Linked DNA regions of Mus musculus: region 2 is linked to region 1. Evidence: chromatin loops called from intact Hi-C (ENCODE). Cell type or tissue: heart. All regions are shown on one strand. Each heading gives the region's core, and the rest is flanking DNA. Links, peaks and the distances in the headings are about the cores only.

Region 1 (5,370 bases), core at 321-5,320:
TTTTGGTGCCCAACCATCGAGTACCATGTTGTGTTCATTAGATCCCTTTTATGAATGTATATGACCCCATTACTATAACTCACTTTTTCTAACGTTTTAATGTAGGGTAATGTCAATGGACAGTCGTGTGATGAAGTTCACAATGTACCACCTATGTACTTAAGAGTTTATGGGGTAAACCAACCAGCTTGAAACGTCACGATGGGCTTAAATGAAAAGCACAGCGCCACCTCCTGGCCAGAAGCTAACAGTGCAGCTGTTTAAAGGGCGCAGTTCTGGATTTACTCAAATCATCACCAGATCTATGAAGTGTAATTTAATTAACGAAATTAAGACTCTTTGGTTTCATAATAGCACATGTAAAGGAGAGTGTAATTAAATCCCAGTGTCTATCACTATAGTATGAAAACCTTAGTCCTGAGTTTGGGTCGTTGTCAATTAGTTTCATTGACCTGTAACAAATTCTCTGATTAACAGTTAGTGTGCTGAAAAGTTAATTCGTGATAGCTTTCTCCTGGTGCCTCGACGTGCAGTGACAAATCACGCTCTGAGAGACGATGTGGAATACATGGGTTCCACGCATGTATTGTACAGGTGGAGCTGACTTGGCCATGTCCGCTTTGAGCCTTGGGACTGAGGTGTTAGGGTTATTATCCGGGGTTTTGAGGTTGAAACGTGATAGAGTGTGTACGTAAGGGCAAAATAAAATTTCCCGTACGCACTGCCTCGAAAAAGAAAAAAGAAACAAAACAAAACCCGAAACTCGGTTGGCGCACGTCAGACCCACTTCCTGCCTTCTTTCTCTTTCAGGGCTTTGTCTTTTCAAGATTCTCCCATTGTTAAGGACGTGGAATTTCCTCGGCCTCAGCCTCCCAAGTGCTGGGATTAAAGGCTTGTGCCATCACTGCCCTCCAGCATATTAACAGCCCGACAGTCACCAGAGACATTTAGCCACTGTCCAACCGCACCACCTTCAGCGCCGTTAAAAAGGAGCCTTTTCACCGGCTCCTTCCCACCTGTATTTTCAGGATATTTCTTCCTTTTCAAAGTCCACTATGATGTTTATTTTAAACCGGGGGTTGGGGTGGAGGTATGTACTGAAATATATTGGGGGTTTGCTTCTTCAAAACACCCTCCAAGTCTCTGGAAAGACCTGATACACATCTACTTTGGGGTGGGCAGACAGCGTGCCAGCCTAGCCACGACTGGACACTGGTCGTGAGCCTCGAGCTGTGCGCCTGTCTGGGCAAGGCACCAGGAACTCAGCTTCTCTGTCTGACCTGCCTATGGCCCAAGGGCAGGGTGAGTCCCACAGCCCTCTCTGTGTGCTGGCTTTTTAGCTGTACCGCCATCATGGCTGGCACGGATGTTAGCTGTACCACCATCGTGATGGATGTACACGGATGCAGCCTCTGTGAGATGCCTCTTGTGTAAATGAGAGAACGAGCTGTTTCTGTCACAGCCCCCAATGTCCACCCCCACCCCACCCTACCCGGGACTCACTTTGTCCTTTTTCTGAATAACACATTCAAAAGTCATATCCTAATTTTTACTATTTATATCTGATACTAATCTTGTTTGTCAACTTGACTGTACCTAGAATCAGCCAAAACCCAGGCTACCGGCATTCTTGTGAGGAATTTTCTTCTTTTTTTTTTTTTAATATTTATTTATTTATTTATTTATTTATTTATTTATTTATTTATATGTAAGTACACTGTAGCTGCCTTCAGACACTCCAGAAGAGGGAGTCAGATCTCATTACAGATGGTTGTGAGCCACCATGTGGTTGCTGGGACTTGAACTCAGGATCTTAGGAAGAGCAGTCAGCGCTCTTAACTGCTGAGCCATCTCTCCAGCCCATGAGGAATTTTCTTAATCAGATTATTTGAAGCAGAAAGGCCCACCCTGAATCTGAGCTACAATTCTGGTGGCAGCCTGCATAAAGGACACAGAAGAAGGAAACTTTGCTCTCCTGGGCAAGCTCATCTATCTTGTTGCTGCTGGCATTCAATCCAACTTCTTTAGGTTCTCAACACAGACTGAAAGCCAGCAGCTCTTCAGATCCTCCAGGACTCCAATATACATATATGTATATACATGCATGTGCGTGCACATGCACACGCACACACGCGCACATGTGTGTGTGTGTGTGTATTCATTCTGACTAATGCAACACACTAAAGACTTACAAATTCAGCAGTCCATCTTACTAAGAAATTAAATTCACTTTCATGGTTGCTAACAAATGTGGACAAAATGTGCTGCTATTTTCTGAATGGCCAGCAGGTGGCAGTAATGCCAACAGAACGCCAACAGCCAGCCTGGGAAACTCTAGCTGTTGTGTCTTTGTGTTCTCAAGGTCAGCTTTTGTCACCGAGTGAAACAGAAGAAAGAACATAGACGTCTAAATCGTGGTAGCCTCTGCATGACCCCCAGGACAACCTGTTCTCCTCTTATTTTCTGAGTTTAAACATTATATGCAAAGCTCCGGGTCCAGTGACTAACACACGGTTGGAGCAATAACACGTTATGATTAAGTCCATTTGAAGTGGTGTGACCCACAAAAGAGAGCTCTACCGAGAAACAGAAATGCAAATCGTGTTCTTTCTCACTCAGTGTTCAAAACACGTTTGAGAGGAGTGGCTCTCTGAACATGATCTTATACAAGAGAATTGAACTAATACTCCTTAACAATGAGAAAAGGTCTTTAATGTTCAGGCAAGGGCTTTGTGCACGTTCAAAGGCTCTCCGTCTGGAGACCCCATTCCACGGCATTTGGATTCCTTCATTGTTCTCTTGTTTCGTGAATATCTAACTAAGCACTGCCCTGTGGAAGCCACTTTCTGCATAACCTCATAACCACACAGAGAGCAGATTCTTCCTAGTCCCCACTCGCCTTTGCTCAGGTTTGCTTTAAAAATAATAAACAATTAAGCGGCTTAGAAGCAAGCATTCTGTTCTGGGGGCTGAAAAGAAAAGATCGTGATACTGTAGACGCGGTGCTTGGGGAAGGTCCATCTGGTCACTGATACTACCATGGGCCCCGTGATTGGTGAAGGTCCCTCTGGTCATAGATGCTGTGACCCCGTGCCTGGTGAAGGTCCTATTGGTCACTAATGCTCCAATCTGGTGCCTGGTGAGGGTCCTGTTGTGTCTGGCCAGTAGATCACAACCTGGGTTCTAGCCTGGAAAGGCATTTTGGAAACCTGGAAGAGAAGAGGGGCTAGGCGGCGAGAGAAAGAAATGCAGCTTAGACAGGCATTCTGATCAAAGCTCAATTTTACTGTTCTGCACGCAGTTATGAAGCAGGGGAAGGGGGCCCAATTCCCGCCAAATAATCTCGGGGTCCAGTAGCAAAGCGGCAGGTTCCAGCGGTGGGCGTGGCAGAAAGATTGAGCAGGAAGCTCCACCCCCGAGCAAGCAGGTTTCAGGCTGGGGGAGGGGAGACTACAGGGTCCCTCTCCTCTGGTCCCAGATGCTGTGACCCCATGCCTGATGCAGGTCCCTCTGACTGCAGGCAACCATCTTGCTGCATTCCCGCAGTGTAGAGGGAGAGGGTAAGCTCAAGAGAGGAAGAGGAAGCCCTCTCCTCTCCTCTCCTCTCCTCCCCTCCCCTCCCCTCCCCCTGCCCTCCCCTCCCCTCCCCTCCCCTCCCCTCCCCTCTCCCCTCCTCTCCCCTCCTCTCCTCTCCCCTCCTCTCCTCTCCCCTCCTCTCCTCTCCTCTCCTCTCCCCTCCTCCCCTCCACTCTCCTCTCTCCTCTCCCCTCCCCTCCTCTCCCCTCTCCTCTCCTCTCCCCTCCCCTCCCCTCCTCCCCTCTCCCCTCCTCTCCTCTCCTCTCCTCTCCTCTTCCCTCCTCTCCCCTCCTCCCCTCTCCTCTCCTCTCCTCTCCTCTCCTCTCCTCTCTCCTCTCCTCTCCTCTCCCCTCCTCTCCCCTCCCCTCTTCTCCCCTCTCCTCCTCTCCCCTCCCCTCCCCTCCCCTCCCCTCCCCTCTCCTCTCCTCTCCTCTCCTCTTCTCCTGTCCTAAGAGCACTAGTCTCATCAATCTAGCCTTGTGACAGATCATCCATCTCCCAGAGGCTCCATCTCCAAATGCTACACACTGAGGCTCTGGGGTTTTAATGTACAGATCTGAGGTGGATATAAGCATTCAATCCATGCACTTAAAGCCTCTACATTTAAAGACCAGGCCTGATTTTGAAAAAAAAAAAAAAAGGCCGTAAGGCACCAGCTCCAGGAACAAACTGTAAGTCCCAGAAATTAGGTGATAAGACCATCAGCTCCAGAGACGGACCCTAAAATCCAGAACAGGATCATAAAACCCCCTCCCAAAGGAGACTTCTACAGTCCTTCCAAAAGCAGGTCTGCCGCAGCAAAACCCCACTATGCTGGTATTAGCTTGTCTTAGTTAGGGCTTCTAAAGGGAGCAGGGGAGGAAAGAGTTTATTCCGCTCACACGTTCTCATAGTTGGCCATCATCAAGGGAAGCCAGGACACAAGCTCACACAGGGCAGGAACCTGGAGGCAGGGACTGATGCAGAGGCCATGGAGGGTGCTGCTTACTGGCTTGCTCCTCATGGCTTGCTCAGCCTGCTTTCTGATAGAACCCAGGACCCCTCAGCCCAGGGGTTTCCCCAGCTACAGTGGACTGGGCCCTCTCCCATTGATCACCAATTGAGAAAATGCCCTACAGCTGGATCCCATGGAGCCATTTTCTCAGCTGAGGCTCCCTCCTCTCTGATGACTCTGGGCTGTGTCGAGCTGACATAAAAGCAGCCAGCACACCCTACAACCTGAATGCGGCCTCGCTCACCAAAATGTGTGAGAACTTCTCCATGCCCAGGAACCTGGACCAGCCACACTGTGGCTCTGAGCAAGTCCCGAGGGGGAGGGGCAGGATGGAAAATAAAGAGATAACAAAGGGAAAGAGTCAAAAGCTGGGGTCAGGAGGGCTGAGGGGCTGAAGACCCAGGCCAGCAAGTTTATTAACGGTACAGTTCTTTTATTCCTCAAACAGAGGGTGAAGAATGTCAGATGGTAGAATTATAGGGTGCTCAAAATATCCCAAATTCCACTTTGGCAAGGTACATTATGGGATGGCAAACAAAGCATTTCACACCTCAGTGTCTGCAACATTCAGTCACATACACACACGTGAGGAAAATGCCAAGTGCCAGTTCCTGGATTACTGTCCTTGCCCGCCCCAGGCCCTAGCATCCATCCATAGTGTGCCTTGCATGGCACAACCCTGGATTGGCTGATGGCAGGATGCCCACGTCCTATCATCAGGGCCTCTGGACAGTCTTCAATCCAGCCTAGCCCACGACAGTTCCCCAGGATCCTAGTTACTTTCCTAATAAAAAAAGACT
Region 2 (5,370 bases), core at 121-5,120, 280 kb after region 1:
CCTGCATAAAGGCTACACCCTGGCCAACAGGCTCTCCCCGGCCAAGTGGAGGCACCGCTCGAAGAACCAAGTTGTGGAGGGCAGGCCCTCCTACCACCCCGGCCCAAGCCCCCATGCTGGGGGCCCCACACTGGCACCAGGGAGCCCTCAGGGCTGAGCCCACCCTGCCATCAGAGGCCACAGGAATGTCCATGTGGGCCAGCCAGGGCCTGCTTGGTGACTGTCCACTCCCTCCTCCACGGCTGACTTTCCCTCGGTTTCTCTCTGACTCGGCTTCTGTTTAACTCTGATTTAATTTCTCTCCCGTCCTGGGTTTTCTGTGGGGCTCTGTCTCTGCCATCCATCCGAGCCATCAAAGGGCAGTGGGCCTACCCTCTTCCTGTAGAGTGGCCAAGGCTTCTGATCCAGGTCCTTGGCTGCTCAGGAAGTCTGCCTCTGAGAAGTGACTGAGGTCTCCTCAGACAACCCCAGAGTTCAGGGCTGCAGTGGAGAGCAGGGTAAAGAGGGAAGAGGAAGCAGATGGGCCTGAGGGCAGGAGGATGGGGAAGAAGGGGAAGTCTTATGTTATAAGGTGCATGAGGAGCAGGGCTGGAGAGGGGGCTGTCTGGACCTTTACAGAATGCAGGTAGAGAAGGAAGTTGGGTTCTAAAGAAAGACAGTGTCTTGGGTAAAATACCCGTGGTTTGAGGACTCTATTCTGACAGTCGGAAGTTCTTCCTGGTGTCTAACCTCAGTCTCATCTACCTTTCTCCTGTGTGTTAATTTCTCACACACTCAAGATTCAAGCCCTTGGTGAAAGCATTCCTACAAAGTGCTTGCCGAGGGCACAGAGTCTTTCTCCCGGCCGTTGAAGCCACCAGCGTCCCTTCCCTTTGCCACCAGAGACCGAGCTGTGGGCAGGGGCAGCTCAAGCCATGCAGACAATCTTCCTTTCACACGCTCATTTATTTTCCCTCCCCACCTCTCCATCCCTTCCCCACCAGCTGCTTAAAATATTTCTCAAACAGAAAAACCTAACCGCAGCTGGAAACAAACCCTAAAGTTAGTCTGGAACGTGGGAGCTGCCAAGGAAAGTTACATATGGGCTTCGGCTGTCTGTGGGAGGACCAGCCTCTGCCTTGGAGACAGGCGTCCTGTAGGGCTGTGCAGGAAGCACCCAGGCCAGGGCAGAGGACAAGAGAACCATCCCTACTTCCACAATTAGCCAGTAAAGATGCCATCCAGTACCAGGCCCTGTGATCAGACCAAGGAGGACAAGCCACCTGAATAAAAAAATAATGAGCTTAACAAGAAAGTTAGGCTGAGTTGCAGACCCTTTAACGATGGCATGCCCAGGAGACCCTGGCCTAGGCACTTCTAAACATAATGGTTCATTTTAACCCCTAGTGTGGCAGAGACAGGCAAACCCTTGGAGCTCACTGGCCAGCCAGCCCAGCCAATCAGTGAGCTACAAGTTCAATGGAGACTCTATCTCTAAAGATGACCTGGGAGAATGATGGAGAAAGACACCAACTTCTCCCTCCGTCATTCACGAACACACCCACCCATGTGCATGGACACCAATGCACAACACAGGAGCAAAACCTTGTGAGGACCGATCACATTTGAAACAAAGTTCTTGTTATTATTTCCCAAACAATACAGTAGAACAATCACTTATATTTCATTATATATTATATACCATATAATATAGAGATAGTTACATGCACGCGGGATCTGCGTGGGCTATTTGCAGTGGCCACACCGTTTCACATAAGGGACAGGAACATCCTTAGGTTTTGCTATCTCCAATCCTGACCCCAACCCCTGCACAGACTGAGAGCCTCCTGGATAAACAGCCTGAGATTTCAGAGTGAGATGGTTCCTGGGAGAGGGTCAGCAGCATTCCCTAGAATTTTGTAGAGAAAACAACAGCCACATCTGGAAACACAGTGAGCCTTTTGACCCTCTGCTCACAGGCAGATTTAGAGAGATGAAGCAGAGACGGAACCCATAGGGCTATCATCCGATGTCTGGCATCCAGCATGAGAAATCCTCCCAGCTGTGCGGAACCCATACGTGATACTCATCTGAGAAAGATGCTCAGGCAGGTGGTACCCAGCCATGGCAGTACAGCCCTGGCATTTAACCCTACCTCTGGTGTCCTGGGCTCTTTTCATCTCCTACAGCCTCAACTTGTCTCGTTTAGGATGGTTGGGCCAGCAGACTAGCCACACAGCTCTAAGCCTCAGGACTTGGGAGGGTATCCTGGGCCAGGGGGTTAGAAACTTTCCCTCTCTGCCTTCCTCTTCTTTCTCTGTGACCTTTCTGAGGTCCCTAGCACCTCTGGACACAAACCCTTTCAGATCCAAACGCTCCGGGAGCACGGGATGAACAGTGTCCTTTTGCACACCTGAGAGCTAGCCACAAACGCCCTGCTAAATGGATGTCCAAGACGAACACCAAAACGATGGCAGAAATGTCAAGACACTAACCTGTTAGCTCCATGTGGTACCTTTAGACGAAAGCTTCTAAGGACCTGTTGGCCAAGACTTGGCAGAGTAAAAATAATTGACCTTTATTTAATGTCCACCGAATGACAGGCACGGCCCTAAAAGGCTTCTGTGGGTTAACTTACTTTATGATTTCAGCAGGGCTCCCCAAGAGCCTACTGAGGCATGGAAAGGGTTAAGGACAGTGAGGGCCTGGCAGCTGCTGGGGTTTTCTGGGCCAGCACTCATGTTTGGGTCTCCAAGCTCTTGAACCTGCAATTCTAACACTGGCAGAGTTCTGTCTGTTGCCTGGGGGGCAAGGATTGTGCTGTGCCCCACTGGGTCCCAGGGCCGAACACAAGGCTCAGAATGAGAGTCAGGGCTCCCAGGCAGGGTTGGCCTTAACTAGCTCAAGGTGTGTGTGTGGGCTCCTACCAAGCTTTGTGCAAATAACCTCTCCATGGCTCATGACCTCATGGGTAAAGGAATTCAAGCCCTTTCCCAGTCCTGGACTGACTAGATCTCAGCGGTAGCCTCTGGCTTCAAGAATCTACCTATTGCAAGGTGACTTTGCCAGAGGCACCAAAATCCCTTCCTGCCCCACTGTGCCAGAACAGATCAGGCCAGCCCCTGGCCCGCTGCTGCAGGAAAGTCTGTGTTGTGTGGGCTTCCTCGCCCTCACTGTGCCGCTTCCCCAAACCCTTCTGAGGAGGGGTACTCAGTCTGCATCTTGAGACGAGGCGCTGTCTGCTAGCCTCCTGCGCCCTCTGGTGGATGAAACAAGGAATGGCGTATGCTCCTTTGCGCGGCAGTCTTGAGTCCAATCAATCTTCCAGGACTGCCCTCTGCCCTCAGTCCCGTCTCTTCTCGATTTGGCTACCTTTCATTCAATTACTGTTCAGTGGGTCCCAGGAACATGACATGTGATGGGGACACCGTGTTTAAGTGTGTCACTGTCCGTGTTCCAAGGTTCTCTCTCTCTCTCTCTCTCTCTCTCTCTCTCAATGAGCGCTGACTTACCCAGTCCTATTCTCTGGCAGGCTCTTCTGGGAATCATCTCTGACCTCAAAGAGTTTCCAGTCCAACAGGACACACAGCCTGGCTGGCTAACCAAGTGACACGGGAGCTAGAGGGACAGGGTCCAACACAGACAGACCCGACGTCACAACAGCAACACTTAACTGGGCAGTGCCTGGTGTGAGCACAGTGGGAGTGTTTCTGTGTGTGCTCTCTGTGTGCGCATGTGCAGATTGTGAGCATGCATGTGTGTGGAAGAGGGCAGGGGGTACATTTGGTCAACCACAGGGGCTGTGCTTTGACAGCTGTGTAAAGAACATTGGGGTGTGGGGTCTATAGGGAAATTAGGCAGTTGAGGTGAGGTAGGGTGACCTGGAGGAGAGAATATTTGGCCCCAGGCATGTTCAGGAAGCTGTGTGGTTGGAGCATGTGGTGAGTGGGAAGAGGACAGAGTGGGAGGAAACCACCTCAGGCTCTGTAGGATTTGGATTCACACTGGGGGTGGGAGGGGCCACCAAAGGCCCCGCCTCATATGGAGAAGGAGGAGGTGATGAGACTTCCTTGTTACAAAAGGACACAAGACTAGACCACCAGACCCACTGGACAAAGGGGAAGGGACTGAAAACATGCTGGAGATGCTGTGGTCCTTATATGACAATCGTGTGTGCCGGAGTGGCCCCATCACTCTGGGAACCAGGCGCACATGTCTGTTAGATGGGGAGAGGCCACCCAGGGAAGATGGAACAAGATGACATGTTGGAGCGCCTGTCTCAGCGCCTGACCCATAATGCCCACTAAATTAGCACAGTTAGTCACGTCAGAGATTATCCAGCCAAGAAGGCTCTGACACTTGTCCAGGGCCTAGGCAGAGGATGCAAAGGAGCCGATAGCCACCGCACACTGTGGAACGAAGCGGTGGAGGACACCTGAGGATGAGACAGGGACTCTCCTTTACAAAACCCTCCCACAGTGCGTCACTGCCCTTCATCTCTAGTTACTGCTCGAGCTTCTGCACGCCTCGTCACACTCCTGGGTTTGCCACTGCCTCCTCCTCCTCCTCTGTCCACTTTCTCAGAGTGTATCCAGTTTGCCTGGCTGCTCTCAGGAAAAGGTGGTCGGAGTTGGGGGGGGGGGGGTCGGCAAGAGCTTTGCTGACTGAGCCTGGAAGTTCACTATCCTGGACAGAAGTCAACACATTAAGGGTTCACTGTACATTTTGGGTGACTCTCAGATGGGCTTCTAGTACTGTGTTTGCCCCTGACAGTGAGAAAAGGAATTCTGGGATAGGAAATACTTACTAGTAAAATTAGCTAGCCAAATGCCTGGCTTTTTTTCCCTCTCTGGAGAGGTGAAATCCAGGGAGCCTGCCTCTGGCCCTCAGGCACAGTCCCCAAAATTCACCAATGCAGGCAGCCTTTTTTTTTTTCCACACCTTACCCCAGAGTGCCAGCTGTGAAGCCCTGCACACCGGGGAATCCTGACTATCATCTAGAAGGAGAGGAAGGGACAGCCTTTAAAGTCACGTGATTAGTTTGCTCACAATTCTCCTTAGAGAGTTTGGTCCTCATTGCCAGCAATGAAAGGTCCTAAAGCTAAGCCCTGGCCCCTCTGCCAAGCCCCACATAGTGGCGGCACCTCCCTTGCCCTGGGTATAGTTCACATTTGTAGATCTGCTAGCTGTCCCCTTGGTCAACTAGCTAGAAAATCGTAAGATGTTACAGCTTGGGTCTTGCGTGAGGTTCTGTCTCCTCTTCCCAGGAAATAAGCCAGCCCTTTGGATTTCTTTGATTAGTGTGAGGTAGAGTTTAATTTCTTGAATCCAATCCCTTAAAATGTTTTCCACGAATGTTTCTTTTTTAGCAGATTACAGGGACGGATGGTA

Evidence for each region. Peaks named below come from ENCODE experiments on the same cell type or tissue, not always from the same donor. Only the 100,000 strongest peaks of a DNase experiment are listed, where the experiment ranks them.
Region 2: a loop joins it to region 1, with 3 times the contacts of the local background. A loop is called at or near these places in 3 of 42 quality-filtered maps.

Annotation. Positions count from the first base shown.
Region 1 is chr15:97,665,281-97,670,650 of GRCm38, forward strand. No RefSeq gene overlaps it. Among named protein-coding and RNA genes, the nearest start is that of Rpap3, 38 kb to the right of the region's middle. In heart, for the core only: a CTCF peak has its summit at 2,284 (motif pointing right); a DNase peak (open chromatin) is centred at 1,301; H3K27ac peaks cover 543 bases.
Region 2 is chr15:97,949,386-97,954,755 of GRCm38, forward strand. No RefSeq gene overlaps it. Among named protein-coding and RNA genes, the nearest start is that of Tmem106c, 12 kb to the right of the region's middle. In heart, for the core only: no CTCF peak of the experiment used is centred there; a DNase peak (open chromatin) is centred at 3,236; H3K27ac peaks cover 425 bases; H3K27me3 peaks cover 3,390 bases.